Linked DNA regions of Homo sapiens: region 2 is linked to region 1. The links are chromatin contacts, found by Hi-C or POLR2A ChIA-PET in ENCODE. All regions are on one chromosome and are shown on one strand. The core of a region is the stretch at or near the end of the contact, and the rest is flanking DNA. Distances in the headings are between cores, read along the strand shown.

The links. A loop is a pair of places that touch in the nucleus more often than their neighbours do. ChIA-PET counts read pairs that join two places held with the same protein, here RNA polymerase II (POLR2A). Pooled maps may share reads with other maps.
Region 2: a loop to region 1 is called in a map of HCT116, with 3 times the contacts of the local background. The contact joins the promoter of LMNTD1 here to the promoter of LINC02909 in region 1. A Hi-C loop is called at or near these places in 1 of 168 maps with a recorded cell type or tissue (HCT116) and 6 of 50 pooled maps. POLR2A ChIA-PET finds 5 or more read pairs at or near these places in 1 of 52 experiments (Panc1).

What each region holds. Positions count from the first base shown.
Region 1 is chr12:24,993,802-25,000,119 of GRCh38, reverse strand. LINC02909 (long intergenic non-protein coding RNA 2909) reads left to right here and starts at 2,655. Exons shown (of 4, transcript NR_171024.1): 1 at 2,655-2,888; 2 at 3,781-3,923; 3 at 4,053-4,313; 4 at 5,793-6,318. It also overlaps a transcript of IRAG2 not described here. RefSeq lists enhancers at 1,607-1,716, 1,967-2,096.
Region 2 is chr12:25,550,248-25,556,565 of GRCh38, reverse strand. It overlaps LMNTD1 (lamin tail domain containing 1), which reads left to right and starts at 3,283. Exons shown (of 10, transcript NM_001145728.2): 1 at 3,283-3,497; 2 at 3,577-3,695. The coding sequence starts at 3,607.

The DNA of each region.
Region 1 (6,318 bases), core at 1,406-3,905:
TATTTATTGAATTTCTGCTAAGTGCTAAGCCCTGTGCAAATACTGGGGATACAATGATGAAGAAAACAATATCCTGAAACTCGTAGTCTGTGGAAGATACAGCTATGAACAAGTAAGCCACTAGAGCTATTAGGTTAAATTTAGGAAGCCCAATAAAATTTTAATCTCAGATAAACAATGACTAATTTTTTAGTGTAAGTATGCCCCCAAATGTTGCACAGGACATAGTTATACTGGAAAATTATTTGTTGTTTATTTGAAATTCAAATTTCACTGGCTGTCTTGTATTTTTTTTTTTTTTAGCTAAATCTGACAACCTGAAAAATGTCAAATAAATAATTACATAGTCAGGAGCCATGAGAACCTATAATAGGAAATTATCCCAGCTTGGGAGTGAGGCTAGGAAAAATTTAGGAGCATCTATTATGTGGCTATTATATGCACTGCACAGAATGTTATACATATTGTTTGCTATTTCTAGGGTTATAAACAGAAAATTAAGAAGTGGAACTATAAATCTGTTAGAGGAATTTCCACTTGGATTCATGTGAGCTAAATGTAATGTAAAATGATGTTAGAGATTATCGATACTGCTTATGTTGCTAATCTTTTTTATTCCTCCTATTGATTGAACTATGCTTCATTGCTCTGGCTTATAGATTCTGAGTCCCATTATTATTATTGCCTCAATTATCTTGTTCCATACAGTCAAAGCTCTTGAATCAACACTTTTCAACCATCTGCCCGATCCAAAACTATAAAGCAACAAGTAAAATCCTCTAACACATGGCAACATCTGTAAAACAAGTCCGATTTGATTCTTACCTAAAGTTATTCGTTATATATTTGATTTTCACCACCAGTGTAACTGCAGACTTCAACATCAACCTCTAAGACATCCATACTCTTTGGGACTTATAGAAATCTACATTTGTTCTGACTTCAATGAGTTAATCTACTACGTATGTACAATGTAGACAATATTTCTTATTCTTTAGGAATGTATATGTAAACAACATGACATAATTTGTGTTTATCAACATCTATATTATTCAATCACTAAGAAAGTTGCATTTTATTGCAAAGAATGGCATATGATGTATACAGAGGTACAAAAGCAGCATCCTGGAAAAAGCTGGCAGATTTCAGGGTGATTCAAAAGGCTCTGTAGAAATCTTTCTGAATCAAATTCTAACTCCAAACAGATTAACAATGTAATTATCTTTCCTGTTTTTTTCCTTTAAAATGTTTTCCTCCCTTTACTAAAGTTATTTATTGAGCATTGAACTTCCAAACCTTAGATCAGGCAGGCTGATTTTTAAAATCATTCAAAACTTGATTAGGAAAGCCAGTCAATCATTCATGATTCATCTATGTGAGATCCTATTGGTAATTAATGCAAAATCCTTAATATACGTAAAAAAAAAAATTTAAGTATGTGTGTAGATAGACAAGAGATTCCTTTTGCCAAAACAACCCTTCACTAATGATTAGATGCCACTAAACTCTTCATCAAAACCTAAGAAGAAACATCTGTTCACTGAGACATTCCCAGGAAACCCATCTTTAGTGAGCTCAGTGGGAGGGCAGAGCATGGTTTTCTGCTTAACCAGTGAATTTTATATCTGCCAAATTAAACTGTTTTCATTCTCTTTGTGACTACTATTTTATGTGATAAAATAATAACACTTCTTCCTGCCGTTTCTAGGATAGATGATAGCAGCTGTTAATCACATGATTTGCAAACCACAAGTACCAGATTTAGTAAATGCTCAGCAAGTCTGTCATCCGCAACCTTTCTGATTATTAATAAATGCAAGCTGGTATAGGCTAGAAACTTTCCTCCCACAATTCAGTTAACCTTGTTATATTAAGCTTCTTGGCTGGGTCACACCAAGCTTACTATAAACATCTCTTATTGGAACAATTCCTAAAATAGCAGAGTGACACATGCTTCTGAAAACTGTTCTTCTGTCTCACTTCTTGTTATATGAAGTCTGGTTTTCTTCTCAGAGAACAAGAGAAGACCTACAATAAATCTCTAGCTTCAAGAATTCAGGTGCCTCCAAGGTTCTTACAGTCTATAAAACTACATCACTGCGTTTCACTAACACACATTCCAAACGACCAAGCCTGAAAATGGCAGGATTAATTTAAATTTCCAAAAGCTCCATTGAAAACAATTTGAGATTTGCCTGTGGTGACAGCAACATATCTGGGGAATCTCACTTTATCACTCTCAGCTACCCATCTTTTTTCCCTATTTGTAGAGTGTTTTTCTTTTCAGATTTGTTTCAAGTTTTCAATGAACTCTGTTGAACCTCTAATATAGACTTATTGGAGGTTTGTCCCTTTTGCCACAAGCATTTTGAGGTTGAGACACAACAGAACAGCCTACATCTGATATTGCTTTTCCCTGGTTAGGGCGGTACTTTCTCGGCCTTCGATGACTAAAGGCCAGCATCAGCCAAAATTTAATTATTTCGTTGGGGAAAACTCACCACCTTATTTTCGCTTGACTTCGCCAGTGCTCCAAGAACCATCTGAGAACTGGGAAGAAAGAGTGGAGACCTACAGGTCAGATGACATGGGTGGAGCCCATTTCTACAGAGTGGCTTGGGCTGAGGTAAAAGAAGCTAGAGAAGAGAGCCGCTGATGCACTGCACCTGCCTAGGCTGGAGTTAAGGTACTAATCACAGCAGCAGTGCTGGGAAAGATGCCTAGGAAGGATGAGGATGACAGGCACTATTTTGGTGTGCTCCCCACCACAGCAATAACAGAAAGATAGTCCAGGTGCAGTGTCTTTCACCTGTAATCCCAGCACTTTGGGAGGCTGAGGTGGGAGGATCGCTTGAGCCCAGGAGTTCAAGACCAGCCTGGGCAACATGGTGAGACCCCCCCCCACCCCCGGTCCCCGCCCGGCTCTACAAAAAACAACACACTAAAGCTCATCCTGATTATACTTTCTAATCAGATGAAGGAAAATTATTTTTAAGTTAAATCTCATACTTTTTCTTTTGTTTTTTGGAAATGGAGTGTTGCTTTGTTGCCCAAGCTTGAGTGCAGTGGCACGATCTCAGCTCACTTCAATCTCTGCCTACTGGGCTCAAGCCACTCCCCCACCTCAGCCTGCCAAGTAACTGAAATGACAGGGGCATGCCACCACAGCCAGCTAATTTTTGTATCTTTTGTAGAGATGGGGTTTTGTTGTGTTGCCCAGGCTGGTCTCAAACTCCTGAGCTCAAGCGATCTACCTGCCTCAGTCTCCCAAGGTGCTGGGATTACAGGTGTGAGCCATTGCGCTCAGCCTGGTCATTATCATTTCTATCACCAGGTGAGAGCAAAGGGGAGTCAAATACTGGGGAATAAGAACTGGGGCTCTGAGTTTAAATAACCTGAGTTCAAACCCCAGTTCTGCTGCTTACTAGCTTTGTGATCTTGGACAAATTATTTAACCATATGTGCTTCAGTTTCTTCATCTGTAAAATTGCATCAATATCATGCAATGACCTCCGGGTGTGCTGCAGGGATTAAATGAGGTTAATACGCAGATGGCCCTCAGAACCATGTAGCACATTCTGAGCTCTCAGTAATGTTGTTATGATGCACTTTCTGAAACTCCTTTAACTTATCCAATACTAGAGGTCCTCTTAAAGCACCAAATAGCACCTAGAAAGAAATGACCAAGTAACCCGCTCCTCTCATTAGATTTGCTGTTTAATTTCCCATGAAATAACCTATTATAACATCCATGCTTGCGATCTGCTTATCAATCCACAGATACCGAAACTGGCAACACCCAGAGACATTTCCCTCCTAGTCATAAAGGAAGCCAGCAGCAGAGCCAGAAATAATATTCAAATTCTGGATCCACTAGACCATATTGCCCGTCTGACAAATTATACGCTTACATCCTGCTTCAGGTGAGTCTAGTATACCTGATGTTTCTCAGAGCAGTGAAAGGAATAACCTGAACAATAAATTCCAACGAACCTGTAATGAATTGCATTAACATGTTATTTCATTATTTATGTAATATTACCTCCTGACAGTTCTAATAAGGTACCCACAATGCCGGGTTCTCTACCCACTGGGAGCAAACAAGGGAACGTGCAGACGCTGGACAGCATACGATGGATGCCTGCAACTCCTGTACCTGCCCCCGAATGCCACCAGAAATATGCCATCTCTACTGAAACAGCTTTTCCAACCCTGAGCACGTTTATGAACACGGAAAAGAGTGTAAAGGGGTCAAATGCAGACTTTACAAAAAGAAACCCAAGATGGAGATTCCTGTTCGGGATATACTGCAGGTGGGGTTCATAACAACATAGTCCTTTACTTGCCAAGTAATCTGAAAGCAACTAATTAGAGAACCTGTAAGGGATGCCAATCCCAGTTTTCAAAATGGCATTTCAAGGAAATTAAATCTTATCATGTAAATAGGTCAAGAAATCCGTTTAAATAACGTATCTGCTTCTCTCTAGGTAATCTACAATGTTGTTAGACTATCAAGCCAGTAGTTTTAAATATGTGTTGGAGCTCCAGGATTAATCCCTGGTTGATCTGAGGGAGTCACTTTGTCTAACCAAATACAAATGAGGTGGGAGGTGTATGGTTGAGAGGCACTATTAGAAGAAAGGGGCCAGGTGCAGTGGCTCATGCCTGTAATCCCAGGACTTTGAGAGGCCCAGGCAGGTGGATTGTTTGATCCCATGAGTTTGAGACCAACCTGGGCAACATAGAGAAACCCTATCTCTACCAAAAATACAAAATTAGCCAGGCAGGGTGGCGCATGCCTATAAACTCAGCTACTCAGGAGGCTGAGGCAGGAGAATCACTTGAATCCAGAAGGTGGAGGTTGCAGTGAGCCAAGCCATTGCACACCAGTCTGGGCAAAGAGTGAAACTCTGTCTCAAATAAAATAAAATAAAATAAAATAAAATAGTAAATCTGCTGACCTTCCCTCCACTATTGTCCTGTGACCCTGCCAAATCCCCCTCTGCGAGAAACACCCAAGAATGATCAATAAAAAATAAAAATAAAAAATAAATAAATAAATAAAATAAAATAGTAAAAAATAAATTAGCCAGGCATGGTGGCACGCACCTGTAGTCCCGCTGCTTGGGAGGCTGAAGTGGGAGGATCAAGCTTGAGTCTGGGAAGTCGAGGCTGCAGTTAGCCAGTAGAGATTGCACCACTGCACTCCAGCCTGGGTGACAGAGCAACACCCTGTCTCAAAAACAACAATAATAAAAACAAACAAAGGAAAGAAAAGAAGAAAACCAGATAATGGACTCCTTCTCCAGTACATGCATGGCCAAACATAACTTTTATTTTTCAAAACCCACTCTATGTAAAATGCACTATTTATTTCTCATAATATACTCTTTAATGTGCTTATATTCTAGGTATCATTGCCTTTAAGTTGCTTTTTTAAATGAAGTATCATTATTATTATTATTTGAGACAGATTCTGGCTCTGTTGCTCAAGCTGGAGTGCAGTGGTGTGATCTTGGCTCACTGCAACCTCTGCCTCCCTGGTTCAGGCAATTCTCATGCCTCAGCCTCCCAAGTAAGTGGGACTACAGGCGTGCGCCAACATGCCCAGCTAATTTTTGTATTTTTAGTAGAGACAGAATTTCACTATGTTGTCCAGGCTGGTCTCTAACTCCTCAAGTGATCTGCCTGCCTCGGCCTCCCAAAGTGCCTGTGCCCAGCCTTTTAATTGGACTTTAATGTGCAAATGCAGTCTCTTCAGAAAGCCTTTTTTTCTTCTTTTTTTAAATCAGCCTACATCATGCTATGACAATTTTCATATAAAGATGCTGTCTCGGAAAGAAAAGGATTGGGAGTTTGAATGATCTATGGCTTCCATTCCAAAAAGGATTACTACAGAAGTAATTACTTTGAAAGAAAAGTGATAATATGTTTTTGGAGAAAGGTGGAAATGAAGCAAGGCCCTGAATATATTACCAAGATGCATATTACACTGAATGAAATCATCCGTTGCCCTTCCGGATCTATCCCGTGGATGCAGAGCAAGAGCAACCCATCTTTGTTCAGCATCCCAGGAGACAGGCCTCTATTGACAGCATCAGTCTGGCTCCTTTGCCCTCTGATTTCCCATTGAATGTGGCCAGTGGGAGGGCCCAGCAGATGGAGGGCCAGGAGGAGGAAGAGTCTGCAGCATTTGTTCTCCTGGCTCCCACCCTGCCAGGTCTCTGTCTGACAGTGGCTCACGCTTTTCCACAGCCCCTGTCAGGTGGCCTCTCCCAAAGTGACAGTGTTCACTTGGTTCTGTAAGTGTTTTCTCCA
Region 2 (6,318 bases), core at 2,034-4,533, 560 kb before region 1:
TGATTTGAGACCAGACCAGAAAAAGCAGGATGAAGCTGGTTCAGGAATGGACAAGCATTTAGGCAGATACCACAGAAAAAGGAAGATATGGAACAAGAGTAAAGCAGAAACAGCAAGTACAGTGAGGAGGTCTCTCTAATAGATGGATGAGACTAAATCTTGGCTCTGCCATTTACTGGCTGTATAAGCTTGGAAGAGGTATTTCATCTCTTGGAACTTCCACTTCCTCATTTGGAAAATGGGGAAATTCTCATCTTCTAGAGCTGTGGTGAAAGAACCGTATAAAGATTATTGCACTGGCACAATGGCTCACACCTGTAATCCCAACACTTTGGGAAGCCGAGGCAGGCAAATCACTTGAGGTCGGGAGTTCAAGACCAGCCCGGCCAACATGGCGAAACCTCGTCTCTACTAAAAATACAAAAATTGGCCGGGCGTGGTGGCACATGCCTGTAGTCCTAGCTACTTGGGAGGCTAAGGCAGTAGAATCACTTGAACCTAGGAGGCAGAGGTTGCAGTGAGCCGAGATTGCACCATTGCACTCCAGCCTGGATGACACAGCGACATCCATCTCAAAAAAAAAAAAAAAAAAAAAAAAAAGATTATTGCACCTCATGCACCTCTGCTTCTTCCTTTCAGTTCTTGCTGACCCTCTCCTTCCTGAGCAGACACAGCCATGTTGATGACACCATTAACATTTGAGTCTGTGCATCCCAAACTGAGGCTTCTATTTTAGTCTTTTTGCTATGGAGAACTTAGATATTTGCAGTCAAAAATAATCATAATCTATAATGAATCTCCATGTAACTATTACTCAGCTTTAATAATTACAAGTCATGGCCCAACTTTTTCATCTACATTCTCATCTGCTTCCTACTGTCTGTATTCATTAGAAACAGAGGACGTCATATCATTTTATCTATAAATGTTTTAGTATGTATCACTAAAAGATAAGAACCCTTTTCAAAAAACATAATCATGACACCATATCACACCTAAAATATTTACCAGTTATTCCTTAATATCATTAAGTACCATGTGCTTAAGTTTCTACTGTCTTATAAATTTCTACAGTTTGCTTGAATTAGGATATGTTATATCCACAAATTACAAAAAGTGTCTTTTAAATTTCTTAGTTGATTAGCTAATGTGCTCTTCTGTTTCCTGTATTACATGTAAAGCAGAGGATTCATCAGATTCAGGTTGATTTTGTTGCTGCTGATGGTATTATTGCTACTGTTATTCTCTGTCCAATAAGTTGTATCAACCACATGAATACTACCAAGTTGTATTGCTATTGGTGATGTAATTTTTTCCAAACTGATAACTCTTGGAAACGTCTGAACAAATCAATATAGAGTCTTTCCGGAATTTAAACAATAAATAGTTACATCCTAAAGACTTTGGTATATACTAAAACTGCAAAAATATTTTGTATTTATATGACATATAGAGCTAGGCTTTAGGTTCATATAATTCTAATCTTTTTTTTTTTTTTTTAATGACGGAGACTGGTTCTGTCACCCAAGCTGGAATGCAGTGGCACGATCTCAGCTCACTGCAACTCCACATCCCCGGTTCAAGCGATTCTCCTGCCTTAGCCTCCAGAGTAGCTGGGATTACAGGCACCCGCCACCACACCCAGCTGATTTTTGTATTTTTTTAGTAGAGACGGGGTTTCATCATGTTGGCCAGACTGGTCTTGAACTCCTGACCTCAAGTAATTCACTCCCTTTGGCCTCCCAAAGTGCTGGGATTACAGGTGGGAACCACTGTGCCTGGCCAGATAATTGTAATCTATTTTTCACCTGCATGAATGCCTAGAAAGGCACGTGTCATGTGGGAACACTATTTACTAAGTAGGATTATCTGCCACATTGTGGAAAGTCTAGCATCTCTGGGTTCTGTCTACCAAATGCCACTAATACCCGACCCGAATCTTTAATGACTACTATCAACATCCTCTTACATTTACAAAATGCTCTCTATGGTTCACTTTGGCCCCTGTTGAAAACCACTAAATTAGTTTAAGCAACAACAAAAGAGGAAATTGGTTTTCATTGCATATATACAGTAATTTAAGAAAAGGAAATAAGAAAAATGTCTACTATGGGGAATGAGTATTGAAACACTCACAACTTCAAAGCCTTCAAAAGTTTTTCTCAGCTGACAGAATTTTATTTCTCCAAAATATGTTGGAAAATATGAGCAGGCTCTCTGATAAAACCAATGAGGTCATAACGACTTTATGCTAATATATGCAGTTCAAGTAGAGAAATTTTTAACAGCTAGAAAGCCATCCAGACTGGTACAGGTAGGGAGACTGGGAGAGTGACAAGAAATGACAAGCCCATTTTTAATTCTTTACTAAGCGTAAGTAAAAATTTATAAACCTTCTGATGCTATATTTACATAATTGGCCCATAATGTTCATAAGGAATTGTGCTTCATCTCTGAGAGGGAGGAAATACGGTCAAACGTTTACTTCCTTTTAACTTACCTTATTACGTGTTACACGTCTTGACTTTTTCTTTTTGGCTTTTTAAGACAGTTACTTTATTGTCTTTAAAAATCATTTTCAAATCTATATTAGAAGATATTTTAGTATTATTTCTGAAAGCAGGTATTGTTTATTCATGGTACCTAGCCAGTTTTTAAGAAATAGTAGAATCTTATTAACTATTTTTAATAAGCTTACTCATCCAGTAATCATCATTTATATATCTTATTACTGTATATAATCATGTACTTTCATAGTTATTAATTTTATTGCCATACTATCATTATCATGAAACATTAAGTGTGAGTGTTTTACACAGAGGAGAAACTGAATTAAGTGATTTCTTCTAAATCATACTGCTGGCATAACTAGGAGAAGAATTTAGGTGTTCTGGCTTTGATTTTATGATTTCTACCAATAGACTTCTTTTTGCATTGAAGTTTTATGGTTTCTATTCTTGCTGCCTAGCTGTTTCCATGTGCTCAAAGTATTTGTCCAGAGAGAGAGAAAGAAAAAAAAGAAGAAAAGAGTTGTGATTAATTTCCCCAGTATGTACATACTGGCCTTGACTCTTAGAAATACAAAACAAGATATCAATAATTTTGGTGGCAAAGTCTAGTGGAAGATATGGCTTTCCTAAGAGCAAATTACTTTATTTAATGTCTGCAAACTGCAAAGAAGGTACAGCATCAACATAGGAATTGTTCAGAAACTGGAACTTGGTTACTATGGAGACATTACCTCATAGTTCTAAGAGGCAGTGTTGGCCAGAAGCAACAACTGTAGTCATAAAGGTCTCTTTGCCAAGTTACTGCCCTCTCAAGCTGCTTCCAGTGAATGCTACACACCTGCACCATGGTTTGTCCGACATCCTTAGCCAAGATCAGGATTGGCTATGTTGGTACTTACATATCCTCATGAGAATTGTGGTTCTGGTACTAGTTTGGTAAAGAAATTATTAAACCTAGCTGATGCTTGAAGGTAGTTGGATTAACAGGTGAGGTCACTTTGAAAAGAAAAATCTGCCTTGAACCTCAGCCATATTCGTCATCTGATGTCATGATCTGCTTTCCTAGGAAAGAAAAGAGACTTCTTTTCTAGCCAAGATGAAAGATACACAAGACATTCAGGAAGCTTCGAAGGCAATGCAGAATAAAGTCCATGAGCAGGAAGATAAGAATGAGAAACAAAAACAGTGAGCATGCATAGATGCGATGGAAGCAGAGTTAGAGCTGAGTTATAGAGGAGGAATGATGGCATGCTTGACCTCTTTTGTTTCAATACTCTTATGAACCAGTTAGAACTAGAATATATCTCACAAATTTTCTAGAAATAATGGACTGTAGCATACAACTACTTCCACAACTACTGTTTTAGAAGGTTCTAGTCCTTGAGAAGTATAAAAATCCACCTGGACAGATCTCCATAGTATAAGACCTAGCTGAGATTCCAGCCAAAGTTCCGTTTTTTTTTTTTTTTTTTTTCAGACAGAGTGCAGTGGCGCGATCTTGGCTCACTGTAAGCTCCGCCTCCCGGTTTCACGCCATTCTCTTGCCTCAGCCTCTCGGAGTAGCTAGGACTACAGGCGCCCGCCACCACGCCCGGCTAATTTTTTGTATTTTTAGTAGAGACGAGGTTTCACCGTGGTCTTGATCTCCTGACCTCGTGATCTGCCCGCGTCGGCCTCCCAAAGTGCTGGGATTACAAGCGTGAGCCACCGCGCCTGGCCTCCAAAGTTCCCATTTAATATGTTAAGTCAATTTACAGAAATAGTTTCTTTCTAGAACTATTTTACAGAACTGGGGACAAAAAAATTACCAGAATATTGGTTTTGGAAATGTCCGTAAGAATGTTATATAAAATTATAATCCCTATTTTTACATTTAATATAAATCATTCATCAACTAAAGCATTACCATTGGTTTTCCAATGTTTTCTTTAAAATTGACTTATTGAGTATACATAATTTAAAGCTATTGTTACTTTGGACCTACAAGTCCTATGTTTATTGTTCAGTCCAAGTCCATTTTTAAATATTTGTTCTTAGAGGTCCTCTGAGAAATGATTGTCGTCAATATTATCAATGCAGCGTCTCCCAAAGTAACATTGAAATGCTAGACTTGAGCTTTTGTAACTGCCCCTGTTTTAATGTTAATCAATTACGGAGGGAGTGAGATACCAAGAAGGGGCTTAGAAAATTACTTATGCTTAAGGGAAAGTTAACTAACCACTGAGAAAAATCTCTCATCTTCCAAAAGAAGACTAATAGGTAGGCAAGTGGAAGGTTCAGGTGATGGGCTGTATCACACGAGTTTGTTCCTGAAATGTCTCAGCTCTTTCAAAGATGTGTGCAGCCATTAGAAATTTCTTATTCGGCCAGGCATAGTGGCTCATGCCTGTAATTCCAGCAATTTGGGAGGCCAAGGCAAAAGAATCACTTGAGGCCAGGAGTATTAGAGACAGCCCGGGCAACATAGCAACACCACATGTCTACAAAATTTTTTTCAAAATTAGCAGGCATAGTGCCATGTGCCTGTAGTCTCAGCTACTTGGGAGGCTGAGGCGGGAGGATCACTTGAACCCAGGAGTTGGTGGTTGCAGTAAACTATGATTGTACCACTGTACTCCAGCCTGGATGACAGAGAGAGACCCTGTCTCATAAAAAAAGAAAAGAAAAGAAAAAAATTTCTTATTCACCTACCAAAATAAGAACACCCTATAGCTCCAGGACAGGTTTCTGTGATTGCAAAGATTTTGTTAAGCCTTCTTGGGAGTCTTCTGTGGAATTAAATTTATTTTAAAGTGCTATTGTTTTACTAGAGGAAAAAAATTGAGATCTTATAAAATGAACATGCTGAAAAGAATAGCCAGTCTGTTATGAAGCCCAGATGTAAGGAATGTTGAAAGAGAAAAGCATTTCTCTGCATTTCTCTGCTGTTGTAGTCAATGTCAGGGAGAAGTCGTGTCTTACAATCCTGTCTCATGTTGAACACAGATGAAATATCTGTAATCTGACAGTTTACCTCTAAAGTCTCCTTCCCACTACCTCTACGGTCATACTCAATAGTGTATCTTCATAGGTTAGAGCTTTTCTGACAAATATGAATGCTTGGAGTGTCAGCAGGATGTTAAGTGCACATGCTTCTTAAGCACTGGGCTAGTAATCATGACATTTTCAAAGCCAATGCCATTTAATTATTTTAAAAATTTGCCTGAGATGTCTGTGTCTGCTGAGAGGCACATTAAAGAGCAGTCTAGTTTTGAATACAAAACTCTCCAGGTATAAGATTTCTGATAAAGGAACTTTCACATTGTAGAACAAAATGATTGTGAATACCTCTTGGTAAACAGAGATATTGAGGGTGACAGCAGCAAGATGGCAGAGTAGGAAACTCCAGGCCCTCATTCTCCTGTAAGAACCTGAAAGAACAACAAGGAGAGGTTGGCTAACATAATCTTATAAGAGCTTTGGGAAATAGATCAAAACAGAGATAATTCATGGAGGCAAAATAATTAGTTCCTGACTTATAGTGGATAGATATGTGGACCCCCAGAAAGGGGATGGCTGAACTGGCCATTTGTCTCATTTTTCAGAGAAATAAAGGGTTTGGATTGGAGGATTTTGTTCACAATTTAAGCACTGAACACGCATGCATACACACATGCACCCACAAAAATTGCTTTGACGTCACTGGGAAGAGCCTCAGTGTGACTCATAAAATGAAACGTCCTAAGTCTTTTCAGGATTCATGTCAATGAAGTGTTGTTTAACTTGTAAAATAATTGTACTGAAGCTTATGAACCTTGTTCAAATGATT